Linked DNA regions of Homo sapiens: region 1 is linked to region 2. A link is an interaction called in ENCODE POLR2A ChIA-PET data of the cell type or tissue named here. Cell type or tissue: GM12878. All regions are shown on one strand. Each heading gives the region's core, and the rest is flanking DNA. Links, peaks and the distances in the headings are about the cores only. Region 1 holds the start of B3GAT3 (beta-1,3-glucuronyltransferase 3). Region 2 has its middle 6.5 kb from the start of SNHG1.

The links. Peaks named below come from ENCODE experiments on the same cell type or tissue, not always from the same donor. Only the 100,000 strongest peaks of a DNase experiment are listed, where the experiment ranks them.
Region 1: POLR2A ChIA-PET joins it to region 2 with 12 read pairs; 19 of 35 experiments call an interaction of 5 or more read pairs at or near these places.

The regions. Positions count from the first base shown.
Region 1 is chr11:62,615,838-62,625,706 of GRCh38, forward strand. B3GAT3 (beta-1,3-glucuronyltransferase 3) reads right to left here and starts at 6,149. Exons shown (of 5, transcript NM_012200.4): 1 at 6,029-6,149; 2 at 4,660-4,834; 3 at 1,150-1,510; 4 at 669-959. The coding sequence starts at 6,110. It overlaps GANAB (glucosidase II alpha subunit), which reads right to left. Exons shown (of 24, transcript NM_198334.3): 24 at 8,992-9,869. RefSeq lists enhancers at 809-1,309, 1,310-1,810, 5,402-5,995 and silencers at 5,864-6,273, 8,678-9,003. In GM12878, for the core only: no CTCF peak of the experiment used is centred there; a DNase peak (open chromatin) is centred at 6,324; H3K4me3 peaks cover 2,068 bases; H3K27ac peaks cover 1,734 bases.
Region 2 is chr11:62,857,339-62,867,479 of GRCh38, forward strand. It overlaps a transcript of SLC3A2 not described here. Among named protein-coding and RNA genes, the nearest start is that of SNHG1, 6.5 kb to the left of the region's middle. RefSeq lists enhancers at 1-578, 579-1,552, 1,553-2,527, 3,696-4,600 and a silencer at 9,204-9,362. In GM12878, for the core only: a CTCF peak has its summit at 5,483 (motif pointing left); a DNase peak (open chromatin) is centred at 5,453; H3K4me3 peaks cover 1,997 bases; H3K27ac peaks cover 2,362 bases.

The DNA of each region.
Region 1 (9,869 bases), core at 1,791-9,790, 240 kb before region 2:
GCAGCCAGGCCTCTGGGTCCCCGAGCCTGGAATGGATTCTCTAACCCTATCGACATATACAGTATAGGCTTCAAAGTGTAAAGGGCAGGGTGGAGGAAGACTTAGTGCCTCTAAAACCGGGCCTTGGCCGGGCGCGTGGCTCACGCCTGTAACCCCAGCACTTTGGGAGGCCGAGGAAGGCGGATCACGAGGTCAGGAGATTGAGACCATCCTGGCTAACACCGTGAAACCCCGTCACTACTAAAAACACAAAAAAATTAGCCGGGCGTGGTAGCGGGTGCCTGTAGTCCCAGCTACTTGGGAGGCTGAGGCAGGAGAATGGTGTGAACCCGGGAGGCGGAGCTTGCGCTAAGCCAAGATTGCGCTACTGCACTCCAGCCTGGGTGACACAGCGAGACTCTGTCTGAAAAAAAAAAAAAAACAACAAACAGGGCCTTATTCCTTCATCCTCTCTGTGCCACATGGGTTCCCAGAACTCGGGGCAGAGTGGCAGGAGACCACTTTCCCCCGCTAGTTCCCAGCTTCCCCTTCAGTAGAGTCAGCAAGGCTGATCAGAGATCTGGAGAGTCCCTCCTGGTTAAACCACCCATTCCCAGGGTCTCACTGTACCTCCCCCATCACCTGTCCATCCAAGAGCCAGGTTTCTATGCCCATCTCCATTCCCTTACCCGAGTGCAGTTGGCAGCCCGTGGCTCCAGGTCCTTGGGATCCACAAGGTGGCTCAGAAGACTGCTCTCCAGGTGGCCCCGGGGAGCGGTGGAATCAAATTGGGCATTGGGCTTATCTAACAGCAAGGGCAGGGCCACGGCAAATCCAGCCATATCCACAGGGAAGGGCCTGCTGGGCTCCCATGCTGTGTGGAAGCCCACTACCCGGCCGTCCTGTACCTGAGGGCCCTCGAATCGCAGGCCGCCCACCAGCCCCACAGGCCACACTGAGACACCACGGGTCCAGCGCATCTAACGGAGGTCGGGAGAGAAGAAACAGAGGGGTGGTCCGGGGAAGGGAGCAGCAGAAAGAGCCACCTGGCTCACTCTGCCCCACTGCTTCCAGCCCCTCACCCAGCAGCCAACGGCAACACTGCTAACCAAGGTAACGAATGAAGCTGGCCGCACCTGGTCTCTTGCCCATCCCCATCCTGGTGCTCACCTCCTCAAACAGCTCCCGGCTGTAGGTGTTGTCATCGTCAGCAAAGTAGACGACTCCTTGGGTCCCTGGTGGTGGTGGGTCCTTCTCCCCACCCACAGCACCCCCTCTGCCCCGGAGCCAGTCCAGGGCCTTGTTCCGCTGCTCGACACCACGGGGATGAACCCAGCCAGGCTCGCCCTCCCGAAGCCGCTGGGCTTTGGGCGTGAGGACCACCAGGTGTGTGAAGAGGAGGCCAGAGGCAGCCAGCAGCCCTGAGACCAGCGGGGTGGGACCCTCAGCATCCTCCACCAGCAGCCAATGCAGCCGGGGCACCAGGCTCAGTGTCTGGGACAGTCGTACCAGCTCTGCCTTCTGTACCAGCCTGCAGGGGAGAGATGCAGCACAAGGAAAAGGGGCAGGCACCATTTGCCTGCTCCAGCCAGGGCAGACAGCTTCTCCTGGGCCACTGCCTGCGTCTCCTGTGGCCCTTCCCAACCAATGCCTAAACTCCCTCTTTCTTGCCTGTCAACTTCATGCTAACACTCACCTGCCCTGTTCTTCTGGTCCATGTCCATCACCCACCTCAACTCCAGAGCTCAGGCTGTGGGAGACTATAAATTAAGGGCACAGGGCCGGGCATGGTGGCTCACACCTATAATAACACTTTGGGAGGCTGAGGCAGGTGAATTACCTGAGGTCTGGAGTTCCAGACCAGCCTGGCCAATATGGTGAAACCCCATCTCTACTAAAAAAATACAAAAATTTGCTGGGTGTAGTGGCACATGCCTGTAATCTCAGCTACTTGGGAGGCTGAGGCAGGAGAATCGCTTGAACCTGGAAGGAGGAGGTTGGAGTGAGCTGAGATCGCACCATTTCACTCCAGCCTCAGTGATAACAGCAAAACTCCATCTCAAAAAAAAAAAAAAAAGGCCGGGCATGTTGGCTCACGCCTATAATCCCAGCACTTTAGGAGGCCGAGGTGGGCGGATCACCTGAGGTTAGGAGTTCGAGACCAGCCTGCCCAACATGGCGAAGCCCCGTCTCTATTAAAAATACAAAAAATTACCCAGGCATGGTGGCAGTCACCTGTAATCCTAGCTACTCGGGAGGCTGAGGCAGAAGAATCGCTTGAACCCGGGAGGCGAAGGTTGCAGTGAGCCGAGATTGTGCCACTGCACTCCAGCCTGAGCGACAAGAGCGAAACTCTGTCTCAAAAAAAAAAAAAAAAAAAAAAAAAAACAAATTAAGGGCACAGGCTTTGGGATCAGGTAGATCTGGGTTTGAAATCCAGTTTTGTAACTTATTATGTGAGACAATTTGGGAAAATGGCTCAATCTCCCTAAGCCTCAGTTTCCTCAACTGTAAAATGGGAATAACAGTACTTTATAACAATGTTGTTTTAAAGATTAAATAAGAGCTGGGGATGGTGGCTCACACCTGTAATCCCAGCACTTTGGGAAGCTGAGGCAGGTGGATCATGAGGTCAGGAGATCGAGACCATCCTGGCTAACACGGTGAAACCCCATCTCTACTAAAAATATAAAAAATTAGCTGGGTGTGGTGGCGGGCACCTGTAGTCCCAGCTACTTGGGAGGCTGAGGCAGGAGAATGGCGTGAACCCGGGAGGCAGAGCTTGCAGTGAGCCAAGATCACGCCATTGCACCCAGCCTAGATGACAGAGCGAGACTCCATCTCAAAAAAAAAAAAAATACAAAAGTAAAATACAAAAAATTACTGGCCAGGCATGGTGGCTCACACCTGTAATCCCAGCACTTTGAGAGGCCGAAGCAGGTGGAACACGAAGTCAGGAGTTCCAGACCAGCCTGGCCAACATGGTGAAACCCCATCTCTACTAAAGATACAAAAAATTAGCCGGGTGTGGTGGCGCATGCTTGTAACCCCAGCTACTCGGGGGGCTGAGGCAGGAGAATTGCTTCAATCCGGGAGGTGGAGGTTGCAGTGAGCCGAGATCGTGCCATTGCACTCCAGCCTGGGCGACAGAGTGAGACTCCATCTCGGGAAAAAAAAAAAAAAAATTAGCCTGGTGTGGTGGTGCACGCCTGTAATCCCAGCTACTCGGGAGGCTGAGGCAGGAGAATCGCTTGAACCCGGGAGGTGGAGGTTGCAGTGAGCCAAGATCACACCACTGCACTCCAGCCTGGGCAACAGAGCAAGACTCCATCTCGGTGTTGCGGGGAGGCGGGGGGAAGAAAAAAAAAAAAGGAACAAACCAGGAATGTGGAACGTGGGGCTTGGCCTCTTCTGTACTTCTTTATCCTTCAGATCTACCTGCCTGTCCCAGGGCTGGTTGTGTGTGCATGTCGCAGGTGGGGTCTAGAGCTTCCTATGCGTGAATGGGACAGCCATCTGATTCCCAGAAGATGTATTAACACCCTTATGGCTACAGATCCAAAACCACATTCCCCAATTGGTTTTATTAGTAAAACCAATTACATTTGATTTAAAACAAAAGCAAATGTAAATCACTAAATACAGTGCCTGCTAGAGAGTAAACACACTGTAAGTAACAGCTGGTATAACTATTTCTGGACCCTAGTATGACTATCAGGCCAAGCACTTTCAACTTTTTTTTTTTTGAAATGGGCTCTCTCTGTCGCCCAGGCTGCATGATCTCCACTCACTGCAACCTCCGCCGCCCAGGATCAAGCAATCTTCCCACCTCAGCCTCCAGAGTAGCTGAGATTACAGGCATGCACCATCACGCCTAGCTAACTTTTTTTTTTTTTTTTTTTTTTTTTCAGAGACAAGAGTTTCACCATGTTGCCCAGGCTGGTCTCAAACTCCTGAGCTCAGGCGATCCGCCAGCCTCGGGCTCCCAAAGTGCTGGGATTACAGGCGTGAGCCACTGCGCCCAGACAAGCCCTTTCAACTTTAATCAGGGGGTTTTAACTTTCTTGCCAAACGGTCCCTAAGGAGAGAGAGTTAATTCACTGCCAAGCTCAAAATTTCTTTGAAATGTTATTGTTCTATCTTATAATTTGGTAGAAATTTTGTATTTTCCTTCTAGAAAAAGAACTATTTTTTTTCTTTTTTCTTTTGTTTTGTTTTGTTTTTGAGATGGAGTTTCACTCTTGTTGCCCAGGCTGGAGTGCAATAGCGCACTCTCAGCTCACTGCAACCTCCGCCTCTCAGGTTCAAGGGATTCTCCTGCCTCAGCCTCCCCAGTAGCTGGGATTATAGGCATGCGCCACCACGCCTGGCTAATTTTGTATTTTTAGTAGAGACGGGGTTTTGCCATGTTGGCCAGGCTGGTCTCGAACTCCTGACCTCAGGTGATCCACCCGCCTCGGCCTCCCAAAGTGCTGGGATTACAGGCGTGAGCCACCACACCCAGCCTGAAAAAGAACTATTTTCCCACAAATATTTGAGTATAAATGTGGTTCATTTATCCTGTCTTTGGCATGCTCTAGTTTGAGGAACAACTCCTAGCCCAGTGCCTCCCCAAACTCCTCATCATCAACTCCAACTTCTTGGACAACGCAGACCTCTTGAGTGCACCAGAGCCCATACCTGGCATAGGTGGGGGTAACAACATAGATAGTAGGCAGGGCCTCGGGTTCAGGGGGCTGGGCAGGGGCAGGGGGTGGCCGTCGGAGTTCCGCTTGCAGCTGGGAAATCCTCAGATCCTTCTGCCGTAGCTGCTCGGCTGCTGCCCGCAGGGGAGGAAGGCAGTCACATGGCTGGCCTGGTCCCAGGAAGCATTAATGGGGAAAGAAGGTGGGGACAGAGAACCGCAGAATGTTCAGCATCCCAAAGGGCCGTAATCGTCTCATTAATTCCTAACCAATGCAGGTATCACCTTATGACTTCCCTAGTAGCCTTTTCTATACCTCTCGTGTGGGAAACTCACTGCCTCAAGCAGCAGACCCTCTCCAACTTTAATAAATTCCATTGTTACAATTTTATGTTGGATATTGAGCTGATTCCATCTTTTCTACCTGCTGGTCCTAATTTTGCCTTCTGGGCTTCTAACAAGCTCATGTCCTTAAACAGGACAGTCTTTTCAGAGTCCAAGGTGCCAACTAACCATTACACTATGGAACCCCTTTTGGACAGTCTTTCAAATACCTGAGGATAACGCAGTGGCACTGTCCCTAAATCTTTGCATAAGGGGCAGGGTTCGATCCATTCCCTTGGCTAGGTGACCAAAGACTCATTGTTAAATTCATTGATTCCATCGTAGGATAAATATTTATTGAATACTCTTCCTAGGAGGCACTGCCTTAGGTGCTGGGGATACAGCAGGGAACAAAACAGACACAGTCCCTGCCCTCATCGAGCTTTCTGTTTAGTGGAGGAAGCAGACACTAAGCAAAGAAACAAATTAATAACATTATTACAAACTGTGATGGGGCCATGAAGAAAATAATCAGGATAGAGAATAAAAGGGAATGGAATTAAGAATGGTAACTTTAGCTATGGTGGTCAGGGAAGGCCTCTCTGAGGAGGTGACATTTGAGCTAAGACCTGAAGGATGAGAAAGAGGCAGCCCGGGAAACGCTGGAAGCAAAGCACCCCAAGCAGAGGGAACAAGTTAAGTGCTTGAGAGAGTAATGAGCGTGGGGTTTTCGAGAAACTGTCAGCAAGCCAGTCTGGCTGCAGCAGAGCGAGGGAGAGGGGTGGAAATGGGGTTGGGAGAGGCGGACGGCAGCAGGATCATGCGGGGCCTTGCAGGCTCTGGGAAGGAGTCTGGATTTCATCCGAGGTGCGGCGGGTAGCCGCGGTGCGTTCTATAGAGGGCAGTGCGCCTGAGGCCGCAGAGCTGTCCGGAGGGCCGAGCGGATGAATGGTGTTTGCCGGGGGTTCATCCCCAGGGCGGGATGCACGGCGGCGGGCGCCCTCGGGCCAGCCCGCCGCACCCCCGCCCCGCCCCGCTCACCGAGCTGTACCAGCGCGTAGAGGAGGCCGGCGATCGACACCAGGAAGTAGGCGAGAAACACGTTCTTCAGCTTCAGCTTCATGGCCGCGCCGCCGCCCGCGCCCGAGCAGGCGGGGTCTGCAGGGGACGAGGGGTTCCCGCCCCAAACCCCGGCTCCTGTCCGCAGGCCCCGCCCCTGCAGCGGCTCCGCCCTGCGTCCCGCCTTCCTCGCACTCCCCTACCAGCTCCCAGCTGGGGCTGGCAGCGCCGCCAGGGCACGCTTCCGGTCATCTGTGCACCCCCCCGCCTTGTAGACTTGATTTCCGGTCCCACCGCCAGGTTCCGGGAACCACCGGGTGGTGACGTCACATCCGGCGTGCCAAACTCGCGTGGCCGGCAGTCAAAACCCCGGGTAGGTGCAGAATCTCGAGTAGGTGCACGTGGTACCTACCTCGAGACCCGCCCCCTCATCACGGAATTGCCTGAGAAAGCCAGTCCTGGCGCCCAGATCTTCACCTTATTCATCCATCCAGTCAGTCACGCCACCCAATAGCTGTTGCTCAATACTTATTACACGAATGAAATCTAAGGCCCACCACATGATCCTCTGGGTGTCTCTCCTGGAATCCTCACTATAATACTTTGAGATAGATAAGAAACCAAAGTTGACAAAAATTATGTCATTGCCACAGGGCAGTTTTGTGTCCTTTCTGGACACCCGATTCCAGCATCTCTAGTGTGTCCTCTGGCCCACATTTCTTCAACAGATGACAACAGGGGTGCCAAGGAAGTGTTTTAACTACCAGGAAATTGATTGGAAATAGTTCCTGAGCTGGGGAATTCCATGAATGCATCCCCTTCCTCCTCACAAGCACAAGCCATCCTTCTCATTTTTCCTTTAAAAAAAAAAAAAAGGGCCCGGCCCAGTGGCTCATGCCTGTAATCCTGGCACTTTAGAAGCCCAGGAGTTTCAGATCAGCCTGGGCAACAAGGCAAAACCCCGTCTCTACAAAAAAAACACAAAAATTAGCTGGGTGTGATGGCGCGGGCCTACAGTCCCAGCTACTTGGGAGGCTGACATGGGAGGCTGAGGCTGTGGTGAGCCGTGATCATGCCACTGCACTCCAGCTTGGGTGACTGGGTGAGACCGTCTCAAAAAAAAAATAACCCCCCAAAAAAAGTTTCTGGTAAAATAATCTCTGACTTGTGGTCAGTCTACAAAATGAGGGGAAGGGGGAACAGTATACTTCCTGTCACTAAAACAATGGGAAACTTTAAAAAGTGCTGTTAGCAGCTGGGCGCGGTGGCTCACGCCTGTAATCCCAGCACTTTGGGAGGCCGAGACAGGCGGATCACGAGGTCAGGAGATCGAGACCATCCTGGCTAACACGGTGAAACCCCGTCTCTACTAAAAAACACAAAAAAATTAGCAGGGTGTAGTGGCGGGCGCCTGCAGTCCCAGCTACTCAGGAGGCTGAGGCAGGAGAATGGCGTGAACCCGGGAAGCAGAGCTTGCCAAGAGCCGAGATCGCACCACTGCACTCCAGCCTGGGCGACTGAGGGAGACTCCGTCTCAAAAACAAAAACAAAAACAAAAGTGCTGTTAGCTACAAGCAGAAGCCTCTAGGTTGGGCACAGTGATCGATGCCTGTAATCCCAGAACTTTAGAAGCCTGGGAGGTCAAGGCTGCAATGAGCCAGGATCATACCACAGCACTCCCCGCACTCCAGCCTGAGCAATAGAGCGAAACTATGTCTCCTCAACCCCCGACATCCTCCAAAAGTTTAGTTTGAGAAACAGCTATCTGACCTTATGGCTATTTCTATCCAAGAGGGACTCCATTGGCTCTGATCACCACTTACTAACTAGGCCTACTAAAATGTGATGATCTTGCTGGGCTCTTCTACGAAAATATCTAGCAACCCAAGGAAGGCTTGCACTTGCTCATTTTGCTGAAATCAAGGATGCTCATGCTGGCCGGGAACAGTGGCTCATCCCTGTAATCCCAGCACTTTGGAAGGCCGAGGCAGGTGGATCACTTGAGGCCAGGAGTTCGAGACAACATGGTGAAACCCCATCTCTACTAAAGATACAAAAATCAGCCAGACGTGGTAGCAGGTGCCTGTAGTCCTAGCTACTTGGGGGCTGAGGCAAGAGAATCGCTTGAACCTGGGAGGCAGAGGTTGTAGTGAGCCGAGATCACACCATTGCACTCCAGCCTGGGCAACAGTGAGACTCCATCTCAAAAAAAAAAAAAAAAAACCCAAAAAGGATGCTTATGCTGAAGCCAAATGAAAATGTAAGGCCCATGGCCAGGCATGGTGCCTCACGCCTGTAATCCCAGCACTTTGGGAGGCCAAGGCGGGCAGATCACCTGAGGTCAGGAGTTCAAGATCAGCATGGCTAACATGGCGAAACCCCATCTCTACTAAAAATACAAAAATGAAGCTGGCCATGGTCGCAGGTGCCCGTAATCCCAGCTATTAAGGAGGCTGAGGTGGGAGAACTGCCTGAACCCAGGAGGCAGAGGTTGCAACGAGCCAGGATCACACACTGTACTCCAGCCTGGCGACACTCTGTCTCAAAAAAAAAAAAAAAAAAAAAAAGACCCAGGGCGCAGTGGCTCACTCCTTTAATTCCAGCACTTTGGGAGGCCGAGGCAGGCGGATCACCTGAGGTCAGGAGTTCCAGACCAGCCTGGCCAACATGGTGAAACCCCATCTCTAATAAAAATACAAAAATTAGCTGGGCATGGTGGCGCATGCCTGTAGTCCCAGCGACTCGGGAGGTTGAGGCACGAGAACTGCTTGAACCTGGGAGGCAGAGGTTGCAATGAGCCCAGATCATGCCATTGCATTCCAGCCTGGGCAACAGAGTGAGACTCAGTCTCAAAAAAGAAAAAAAAAGGAAAGCAAATGTAAGGTCTCTAGGCTTCTAGGGTCTGTGGCTCAGGCTAGAACTAGAATCCAGACTACCACCAGTTATTTATGGTTTATCCCTTTATTGTTTCTCCTTTGATCAAAACGTGTCACAGCTGGGAACCAAGAGGAAGTAAAAAAAATACCCACAAATATTCCCCGACTCCCCATTAGTCCTCCCCCAACCCCCCACCCAGGGCTTCCAGCCAACCCCGAGCACACATGATCATCTCCCCCCACCCTCAGGCTTCTCCTAGCAATAAATACAGGTGACCATGATTCACTGAAACCACAACTGATTTCTCCATCTTAAGTGCCCCTCAAAGGGGACAAGAAGGGGGCAAAAGAAGTTTAATGCGCATCCCCTAAGAGGTGTGGAAACGTCTTTCTGCCGAGGGACAGAGGAGGTAGAACTGCCCCTCTAAGAATTGCAGCAGCTCTACAAGGAATCGGGGAGAGGAAAAGGGTAGAATGAGAGGGAAAAGGATGTTCTTTAGCAACCTCACTCCTTTGATCCATTCATCCTGTCCGGGGTAAGGGGTGGTCCCAGTGTATCGGTGGGGCATAAAAAGGGGAGTAAAGCCTGGAGGAAGAAATGAAAGGTGGGAGAGCAATCTGGTGGGAGGGAAGGGGAAAAGGAGCCCTAACTCATTGCCCTCATCTTCTTCCAAGAAGTGGCATCAACATACAAGAGGCATGAATGGATAGACTCTGGGGGAGTTCAGGGCTCCTAAATAAGGGAAAGAGAAGGGGCGACAAGGGCCCTGTGGTTTCCTGGTGTTCGTAAGTGAATGTGCTCCAGTTAGAGCAACAGGATGTTGGGGGAATGAAGGGAAAGAGTTGGTATCAATGGAGTGGGAGAGGTGAGGAGATCACAAGAGGAATTTGGAGCCCAGGGTCAGCCCTCTCATCCTGCCCAAATGTTGGCAGAATCTGGGTCTTAG
Region 2 (10,141 bases), core at 584-8,583:
GCTCTCGAACTACTGACCTCAGGTGACCTCCTGCCTCAGCCTCCCAAACTGCTGGGATTACAGGGGTGGGCCACCACACCCGGCCTGGCTCAGCATTTTGGGAGGCCAAGGCGGGAGGATCTCTTGAGCCCAAGAGTTCAAGACCAGTCTAAGCAACATAGTGAGAAACCCATACCGATCTCTACAAAAAAAATAGAAAAAATTAGCCAGGAGCGGTGGTGCATGCCTGTAGCCCCAGCTGCTTGGGAGGCTAAGGTGGGAGGATTGCTTGAGCCCAGGAGGTTGAGACTGCAAATGAGCTGTGATCAAGCCACTGCACTGCACTCCAGCCTGGATGACTGAGATTGACCCTGTCTCAAAAAAAAAAAAAAAAAAAAAAAAAAAATGTGGGACAGATAAACTGGAAAATCAAGATGGCCCAGAGTAGACAGACAAGGCTGGGGAGGTTGTGTGTGGGAATGGCAGTCGGGAAATGCTTTATAGAGTGTCTGGGCCTGAAAGGGTAGAAAGACTTGGGAGGGGAATTCCAGTTAAAGGAACAACTGGAGCACAAGCTTGGTGCTAGAAAAAGAAGGAAGTGTGTAGCTACAATTCATGAAAGATGGGCAAAAGGGGAGTATTAGAATATAAAACTGGAAAGTATTTCCTGGGGAAAGCCAGATAAGCAGGACCTTGAATGCAAAGCTAAATCATTTGAATTATACATAGAAAAGAAAAAAAAACCGGGGAGAGTTTTTAAGTAGGAAAGTGATAAGACATTGGGGGATAAGATGGAGACAAGGGCATTAATTAGATTGCCATAGTAGTTTAGGCAAGAGGATTCAATGCTAACAAGTATAATGGCAGTGGAAGTGGAAAAGAGGGGATTTAGGTTAGGGGTCTCCAACTCACGTACAGAAATCAGCTAAGTAATGTAGGTAAGTGAAATGAACTGAGTTGGGACTCTGGTGAACTGGGCAGCCCTTTCACAGCTCCAGCTGATTGTTGCCTTGCGACAATATTGTCTCTGTGTGATCAGATAGTCAGTTTTCAAAAGAATCCAGAAGTCCAGAATTGTGTATTTACTCACGTTGAAATGTTGAATTTAAAATTTTTTGGCCGGGCGTGGTGGCTCATGCCTGTAATCCTAGCACCTTGGGAGGCCAAAGTGGGCGGATCACCTGAGGTCAGGAGTTAGAGTGAAGGGGTGGGTTGCCCCTCCACACCTGTGGATGTTTCTCCTAAGGTGGAACGAGAGACTTAGGAAAGAAAAAGACAGAGACAAAGTATAGAGAAAGAAATAAGGGGACCCGGGGAACCAGCGTTCAGCATATGGAGGATCCCGCCAGCCTCTGAGTTCCCTTAGTATTTATTGATCATTCGTGGGTGTTTCTCGAAGAGGGGGTTGTGTCAGGGCCACAAGACAATAGTGGGGAGAGGGTCAGCAGACAAACACGTGAACAAAGGTCTTTGCATCATAGACAAGGTAAAGGATTAAGTGCTGTGCTTTTAGATATGCATACACATAAACATCTCAATGCTTTACAAAGCAGTATTGCTGCCCGCAGATCCCACCTCCAGCCCTAAGGCGGTTTTTCCCTATCTCAGTAGATGGAACGTACAATCGGGTTTTATACCGAGACATTCCATTGCCCAGGGACGGGCAGGAGACAGATGCCTTCCTCTTGTCTCAACTGCAAGAGGCATGCCTTCCTCTTATACTAATCCTCCTCAGCACAGACGCTTTACGGGTGTCGGGCTGGGGGACAGTCAGGTCTTTCCCTTCCCACGAGGCCATATTTCAGACTATCACATGGGGAGAAACCTTGGACAATACCTGGCTTTCCTAGGCAGAGGTCCCTGCGGCCTTCCGCAGTTTTTGTGTCCCTGGGTACTTGAGATTAGGGAGTGGTGATGACTCTTAAGGAGCATGCTGCCTTCAAGCATCTGTTTAACAAAGCACATCTCGCACCGCCCTTAATCCATTGAACCCTGAGTTTGACACAGCACATGTTTCAGAGAGCACGGGGTTGGGGGTAAGGTCACAGAATCTCAAGGCAGAAGAATTTTTCTTAGTACATAACAAAATGGAGTCTCCCATGTCTATTTCTTTCTACACAGACACAGTAACAATCTGATCTCTCTTGCTTTTCCCCACATTAGAGACCAGCATGGCCAACATGGTGAAAACCCTTCTCTACTAAAAATTCAAAAATAAGCCGGGCGTGGTGTGGGTGCGGTGGCAGGCGATTGTAATCCTAGCTACTTAGGAGGCTGAGGCAGGAGAAGTGGTTGAACCCGGGAGGTGGAAGTTGCAGTGAGCCAAGATCACCCCACTGCACTCCAGCCTGGGGGACAAGAGTGAGTCTCAAAAACAAACAAAAAACCAAAATATGCCCGTGGGCCAAAGGTGGCCTTTGATTGTGAGTTTGCAACCTCTTGTGAGTGACATAGAATCTACTAGAAAAGAGGGCATTTTAAAAAAAGTAGGCTGGGTGGAGCGGCTCACGCCTGTAATCCTGAAGGGGGCCAGCCCCTCCACACCTGTGGGTATTTCTCGTCAGGTGGGACGAGAGACTGAGAAAAGAAATAAGACACAGAGACAAAGTATAGAGGAAGAAAAGTGGACCCGGGGACTGGCGCTCAGCATACGGAGGACCCGCACCAGCACTGGTCTCTGAGTTCCCTCAGTATTTATTGATCACTATCTCTACCATCTCAGCCAGAGGGATGTGGCAGGACTATAGGGTAATGGTGGGGAGAGGGTCAGCAGGAAAACATGTGAGCAAAGGACTCTGTGTCATAAATAAGTTTAAGGAAAGGTGCTGTGCCTTGATGTGCACGTAGGCCACATTTATGATTGACTTTACACAAACATCTCAGCGCAGTAAAGAGCAGTATTGGCCGGGCGCGGTGGCTCACGCCTGTAATCCCAGCACTTTGGGAGGCTGAGGTGGGTGGATCACGAGGTCAGGAGTTCGAGACCATCCTGGTTAACATGGTGAAACCCCGTCTCTACTAAAAATACAAAAAAAAAATTAGCCGGGTGTGATGGCGTGCGCCTGTAGTCCCAGCTACTTGGGAGGCTGAGGCAGGAGAATGGTGTGAAACCTGGGCGACAAGGCGAGACTCTGTCTCAAAAAAAAAAAAAAAGCAGTATTGCCGCCAGCATGTCTAACCTCCAGCCATAAGGCGGTTTTCTCCTATCTCAGTAAATAGAATGTACAATCGGGTTTTATACAGAGATATTCCATTCCCAGGGACTAGCAGGAGACAGATGCCTTCCTCTTATCTCAACTGCAAAGAGGCCTTCCTCTTTCACTAATCCTTCTCAGCACAGACCCTTTATGGGTGTCTGGGGGACGGTCAGGTCTTTCCATTCCCATGAGGCCATATCTCAGGCTGTCTCAGTGGAGAGAAACCTTGGACGATACCCAGGCTTTCTTGGGCAGAGGTCCCTGCGGCCTTCCGCAGTGCACTGTGTCCCTGGGTACTCGAGACTGGAGAATGGCGATGACTTTTACCAAGCATACTGCCTGCAAACACATTTTTAACAAAGCACATCCTGCACAGCCCTAAATCCATTAAACCTTGAGTCAATACAGTGCATGTTTCTGCGAGCACAGGGTTGGGGCTAGGGTTACAGATTAACGGTGTTTCAAGGCAGAATAATTTTTCTTAGTACAGATCAAAATGGAGTTTCTTATGTCTTCCTTTTTCCACATAGACACAGTAACAGTGTGATCTCTCTTTCTTTCCCCCACATAATCCCAGCACTTTGGGAGGCCAAGGCAAGCAGACTACTTGAGCCCAGGAGTTTGAGACCAGCCTGGGCAACATATGGAGCCCGTCTCTACAAAAATAAAAATTAGCTGCGTGTGGTGGTGCATGTGTATAGTCCCAGTTCTGGGGGAGGCTGAGGTGGGGAGGATTGCTTGAGCCCAGGAGTTCAAGGCTGCAGTGAGCTTTAATTGTGCAACAAATAGAGGCCCTGTCTCAAAAAAAAAAGAGGGTTTCACTCTTGGTCACTGTAACCTCAAACTCCTGCACACAAGCAATCCTCTGGGCTGAGCTGGGACTACAGGCATGGGCCACCGTGCCCAGCTAATCTATTTTGCTTTTTGAATAGACAGAGGTCTTGCTGTGTTGCCCAGGCTGGTCTCAAACTCCTGGGCTCAAGTGATTCTCCAGCCTTGGCCTCCCAAAGCAATCCCTAGGTAACAGACTCAGTCTGGCTTCCTGGCTCTGGCTTCTTCCCTTCTAGTTCATTCTCCACACTGTAGTCAGAGTGATCTTTACGAATAAAAACTCTGGTCGGTCGGGCACAGTGGCTCATGCCTGTAATTCCAGCACGTTGGGAGGCCTAGGCGTGTGGATCACTTGAGGTTGGGAGTTCGAGACCAGCCTGACCAACATGGAGAAACCCCATCTCTACTAAAAATACAAAATCAGCCAGGCGTGGTGGCATATGCCTGTAATTCGAGCTACTCAGGAGGCTGAGGCAGGAGAGTCGCTTGAGAAAGGCGGAGGATGCGGTGAGCTGAGATCGTGCCACTGCACTCCAGCCTGGCCAACAAGAGCAAAACCTCTCTCAAAAAAAAAAAAAAAAAAAAAAAGTCTGGTCAGGTCCCACTTCAGCTCACAATCAGTTCAGTGCCTCTCCATTGTCTTTAAGCTATAGCCCAAATTGATCAATACAGCCATTAAGAAGTGCTGCTAGGCCAGGCGCGGTGGCTTACCTGTAATCCCAGCACTTTGGGAGGCCAAGGCAGGCGGATTACCTGAGGTCAGGAGTTCAAGACCAGCCTGGGCAACATGGTGAAATCCCGTCTCTACTAAAAATACAAAAATTAGCTGGACATGTTGGAGTGTGCCTGTAATCCCAGCTACTCGGGAGGCTGAGGCATAAGAATTGCTTGAACCTGGGAGGTGGAGGCAACGATGAGCTCATCGCAACGATGAGCTGAGATCACGCCATTGCACTCCAGCCTGGGCGACAGAGTGAGACTCTGTCTCAAAAAAAAAAAAAAAAAAAAAAAAGCCCTGCTTCTAACAGGGCCAATGGCTCACACCTGTAATCCCAGCACTTTGGGAGGCGAAGGTGAGAGGGTCCCTTGAGGCCAGAGGTTTGAGACCAGCCTGGGCAACATAGTAAGATGAAACCCCCATCTCTACAGGAAAAAAGCCCTTCCTCCCTATCGCCACCCCTCCCCCAAGCCTAAACTACCCCTTCTCACCCACAGTCAACTCCCTGGGGTTTGATTTTATCTAGGTAAATCATCCTGCTATCTCTATTGTCTAGCAGAATACAATTCACAAATAGGACTCAATATACATTTATTAGTTACCTCTATAAGTTTTTTTCAGTTTGCCTCTTTATGTTGGGAATGCTGTAAATTTTTAAATGATCTTTTCTCAGCCAATTCATTGACTGTCCTACCTTACCAAATGATTTTGCTCTTAGAGAGGTCTGGAGAGTGTTTGTTCAAGGAGCAACCCTGCCCCCACCTGGCAGCAAGAGGCACTGCCTCAATTAATAGAGGAGAAGGATATGCAAATGACCAGTGCTTGTCAGGGAACTGGCAGAGACGTGACAGTGGAGAAAAGGCTCAAATTCTTTTTGAGATGGGGTCTCATTCTGTCACCCAGGCTGGAGTGCAGTGGCGTGATCTCAGTTCACTGCAACCTCTGCCTCCCAGGTTCAAGCGATTCTCTTGCCTCAGCCTCCTGAGTAGCTGGGATTACAGGCGCTGCAACCACTCCCAGCTGATTTTTATGTTTTTAGTAGAGACGGGGTTTCACCATGTTGGCCAGGCTAGTCTCGAACCCCTGACCTTAAGTGATCAGCCTGGCTTAGCCTCCTAAAGTGCTGGGATTACAGGCGTGAGCCACCACTCTGGGCCTCAATTTCTTTTCTTTTTGAACCAGGATCTCACTCTGTCACCTAGGCTGGAATGCAGTGTGTGATCACGGCTCACTGCAGTGTTGAACTCCTGGGCTCAGAGGATCCTCCCACCTCAGCCTCCTGAGTAACTGGGACTGTAGGCATGTGCCATCACACCCAGCTAATTCTTTAATTTTTTGGAGTGTGACAGTGCCTCACTATGGTGCCTAGGCGGGTCTCCAACTCCTGGGCTCAAGCGACCAAATTGCTGGGAAACAGGCATGAGCCACTATACCTGGCCCAACATAAATAGAATTTCCTGGGTTGTGGAGGAGTGTGACATTGAGGTGGTCTTCCAGGGAAGAGGTGCTTTTACAACTGCAGTGGGTAACATGGGTATCTGGGCTACCTGCTCATGCAATGTACTAATGTTTTCTGGTTCTGCTTTCAGCTTCATCATGAATATACCATTTCCATCTTTATATCTGACTAAAGGGTCTGTCTGACTTTATGACTTGATAGGTCTGACAAGACCCAATTCATAATGGGGCAGTTCTGGATGCTTCATAGTCAAGCTTTCCAGTAACAGCCCTGATGCTGTTTCTCAAAAGGCACCTACTTCCCTGCTTTGGACAGCTTGGCCTTGCTCCAGAATCTCAGGGACTTGCATTGTGCTTTTGCCATAGGAGCTTGCCATAAGTTCTACACTGAATCTTTTTTTCGCTACTGATACTTTGAACCCCCAGGATCTGCTGGATTGCATGGCTTAAGTGTGCATTGCATCCTAGACTTGATGCAGAGCCCTTTCCTGCTCAGAGTTTGAGTCAAAGTTGGCAGCTTAGCCGGTATGTGGGCTGGAGATATATTTCTAAGTCTGGATGTGACAGACACCACACCCGTGCATTCTTTTTGTCTTTAATGGTGGCACTAATCTCTGTCCCTCCCCAGGATGTGATACTGCTTTTGATTTACTATCATAGCTGAAGAGAGGGAGGGGTTTTAGAGATCTCTTTGTCTGTCCCACTATGATAGGTCTTACCTCTTAGGCCAAGGACCCAATGCGATTACTTCAACTCCTAAGTATATCAATCCTGTTAAATACTTGGTTTTTTTTTTTTTTGAGATGGAATGTGCTGGCTTGCAGTGGTGCCATCTGGGCTCACTGCAACTTCCACCTTCCGAGTTCAAGCAATTCTTGGTCCTCAGCCTCCCAAGCAGCTGAGGCTATAGGCGCGCACCAGCACGCCTGGCTAATTATTTTTTTTATTTTTATTTTTATTTTTGAGACGGAGTCTCGCTCTGTCGCCCAGGCTGGAGTGCAGTGGCGCGATCTCGGCTCACTGCAAGCTCCACCTCCCGGGTTCACGCCATTCTCCTGCCTCAGCCTTGCGAGTAGCTGGGATTACAGGCGCCCACCACCAAGTCTGGCTAATTTTTTGTATTTTTAGTAGAGACGGGGTTTCACTGTGTTAGCCAGGATGGTGTCGACCTCCTGACCTCGTGATCCGCCCGCCTCGGCCTCCCAAAGTGCTGGGATTACAGGTGTGAGCCACCACGCCCGGCCGCTAATTTTTTTTTTTGTTTTGAGACAGAGTCCCACTCTGTCGCCTAGGCTGGAGTGCAGTGGTGCAATCTCGGCTCACTGCAACCTCCACCTCCTGGGTTCAAGCAATTCTCCTGCCTCAGCCTCCCATGCCCAGTCCCCGTTTAAACACTTGGAACTGAGGAAATATCTAGTGATGGGTCCATGGACAAGCAGACTTACTATGAGCTAGTAAGTTTTGGCTAGGACTTCAGTTACTGCCTGACACCTGTAAGTCCCCACTGTAATGTGGGAATCATGATGAAGCTTTGGGTTTCCAGGTCTCAATGTCAGCTCAGATCTTGTGCCCAAAATCCTCAAAGTGTTTAGGCATTTCCCTTTACCCAGTGTACCGTTATCTGAGTAAGTGATATGTTGACATTCTCCCTTTTAGGAGGAACTGGCAGAACCGTTACAGTTTTAGCATCCTTTCGTAGGGATTTGTGTACCTCTTCAGTAATTGAGTTTTGGATGTGAAAGTTGTTTCAGCCAGGTGCGGTGGCTCATGCCTGTAATCCCAGCACTTTGGGAGGCTAAGGCAGTCAGATCACTTGAGGTCAGGAGTTTGAGACCAGCCTGGCCAATGTGGCGAAACCCCATCTCTACTAAAAATACAAAAATTAGCTGGGCATGGTGGCGTGTGCCCGTAATCCCAGCTACTAGGGAGGCTGAGGCAGGAGAGTCCCTTGAACCCTGGAGGTGGAGGATGTTGCAGTGAGCCTAGATTGCACCACTGCACTCCAGCCTGGGCAACAGAGCAAGACTCTGTCTCCCCCACAAAAAAAAAAAAAAAAAAAAAAGTTGGCTTAGATCCAGGAGCTGAATCAAGGATTTTGCCTGTTTATTGTGGTGATTGCCCTTAGCTGCCTCTTCCTCCTCTATTCTTGCCTTTTTCTGTTTGTAGATGCTTAGTAGCATCCTTTTTGGCTATCCGCATATTTTTCCCCTAAGGATGCCATGCTCTATTGTATCCACAACTCTGTGAATCAAACGCCTCATGGCTACCCCTGCAACATTGACAGTTTTATGGTAGTTGCATATTTCTGGCTTTTGGCAGCTAAGCAATGCTACCCAGCCTCTGTTACGTGTTGGGAGATACTTCCCCGTATATCTTGAGTAGCTCAGCTCTGACTGCTTCTCCTGTCATCAGCTGTGGACTGCTCAGAAGCCACCACTGAATTTCTAAGTGATGCTGATGTCCACCGATGTCACCAGTATATTCTTGATGGTCTTGTAAATGTGTCCTTCGGGTCCTTTCTTGGAACACCATTCTCTGGTCTCACATAGTACAGTATAGTACGTATATCTATTCCAGCATGCCCACTTTTTTCAGCCACTTTTTTTTTTTTTTTGGATGGAGTTTTGCTCTTGTCGCCCAGGCTGGAGTGCAATGGTACGATCTTGGCTCATTGCAACCTCTGCCTCCTGGGTTCAAGAGATTCTTCTGCCTCGGCCTCCCAAGTAGCTGGGATTACAGGTGCCTGCCGCCATCCCCAGCTAATTTTTGTATTTTTAGTAGAGACGGGGTTTCACCATGTTGGCCATGCTGGTCTTGAACTCCTGACCTCAGGTGATCCATCCTGATGGGAATGTTAATTGTGGTAGTTTCTTTGCTTTTTTTTGGCAGGTGGGGGGGTGGTCTCACTCTATTGCCCAGGCTGGAGTGCAGTGGCACGATCTTGGCTCACTGTAAACTCTATCTCCTGGGTCCAAGCTACTCTCGTGCCTCAGCCTCCCAAGTAGCTGGGATTACAGGTGTGTGCCACCAAACCTGGCTAATTTTTGTATTTTTAATAGAGATGGGCCTTCACCATGTTGGCCAGGTTGATTGCAAGCTCCTGACCTCAGGTGATCCGCCCTCCGCAGCCTCCCAAAGTGCTGAGATTACAAGGTGAGCCACCGCATCTGGCCCTGCTTTTTTGGTCTGTGAGCCAGAATAGTATCTGTTCTTATCCTCTAACATCTCATCAGTTCTGTACTTGAGGATACTTTATCAGATAGATTTTTGGAACAGGGAGATTGAATAAAAACTTAAACTTGCTCATCCTTTTTACAAGTCAATATAGTATTGCATTACCTCCATGAATGCTGTGGTTCTACCTTTTGGGGCAGATGTCAGTTAAAATTCAGACTGTCACATTCCACCGTATCTTTTGGTTTCTGGAAAAAACTTTAAGGTGAATCTGCTATTTCTTTTTTCTTCTTTTTCTTTTTCTTTCTGTTTTTTTGAGATGGAGTTTCTTGTTGTGCAGGCTGGAGTGCGATGGACTGATCTCGGCTCGCCGCAACCTCCGCCTCCCAGGTTCAAGTGATTCTCCTGCCTCAGCCTCCTGAGTAGCTGGGATTACAGGCATGCGCTACCACGCCCAGCTAATTTTTTGTATTTTTAGTAGAGATGGGGTTTCTCCATGTTGGTCAGGCTGATCTTGAACTCCTGACCTCAGGTGTTGCGCCCACCTCGGCCTCCCAAAGTGCTGGGATTACAGGTGTGAGCCACCGTGCCTGGCCTATTTCCCTTTATTCTTTCTCTTTTCTTTTCTTTTTTTTTTTTTTTTTTTTTTGATACAGAGTCTCGCTCTGTCTCCAGGCTGGAGTGCAGTGGCCCGACCTTGGCTCACTGCACTCTCCGCCTCCCGGGTTCAAGCTATTCTCCTGCTTCAGCCTCCCGAGTAGCTGGGATTACAGGCGTGCACCAT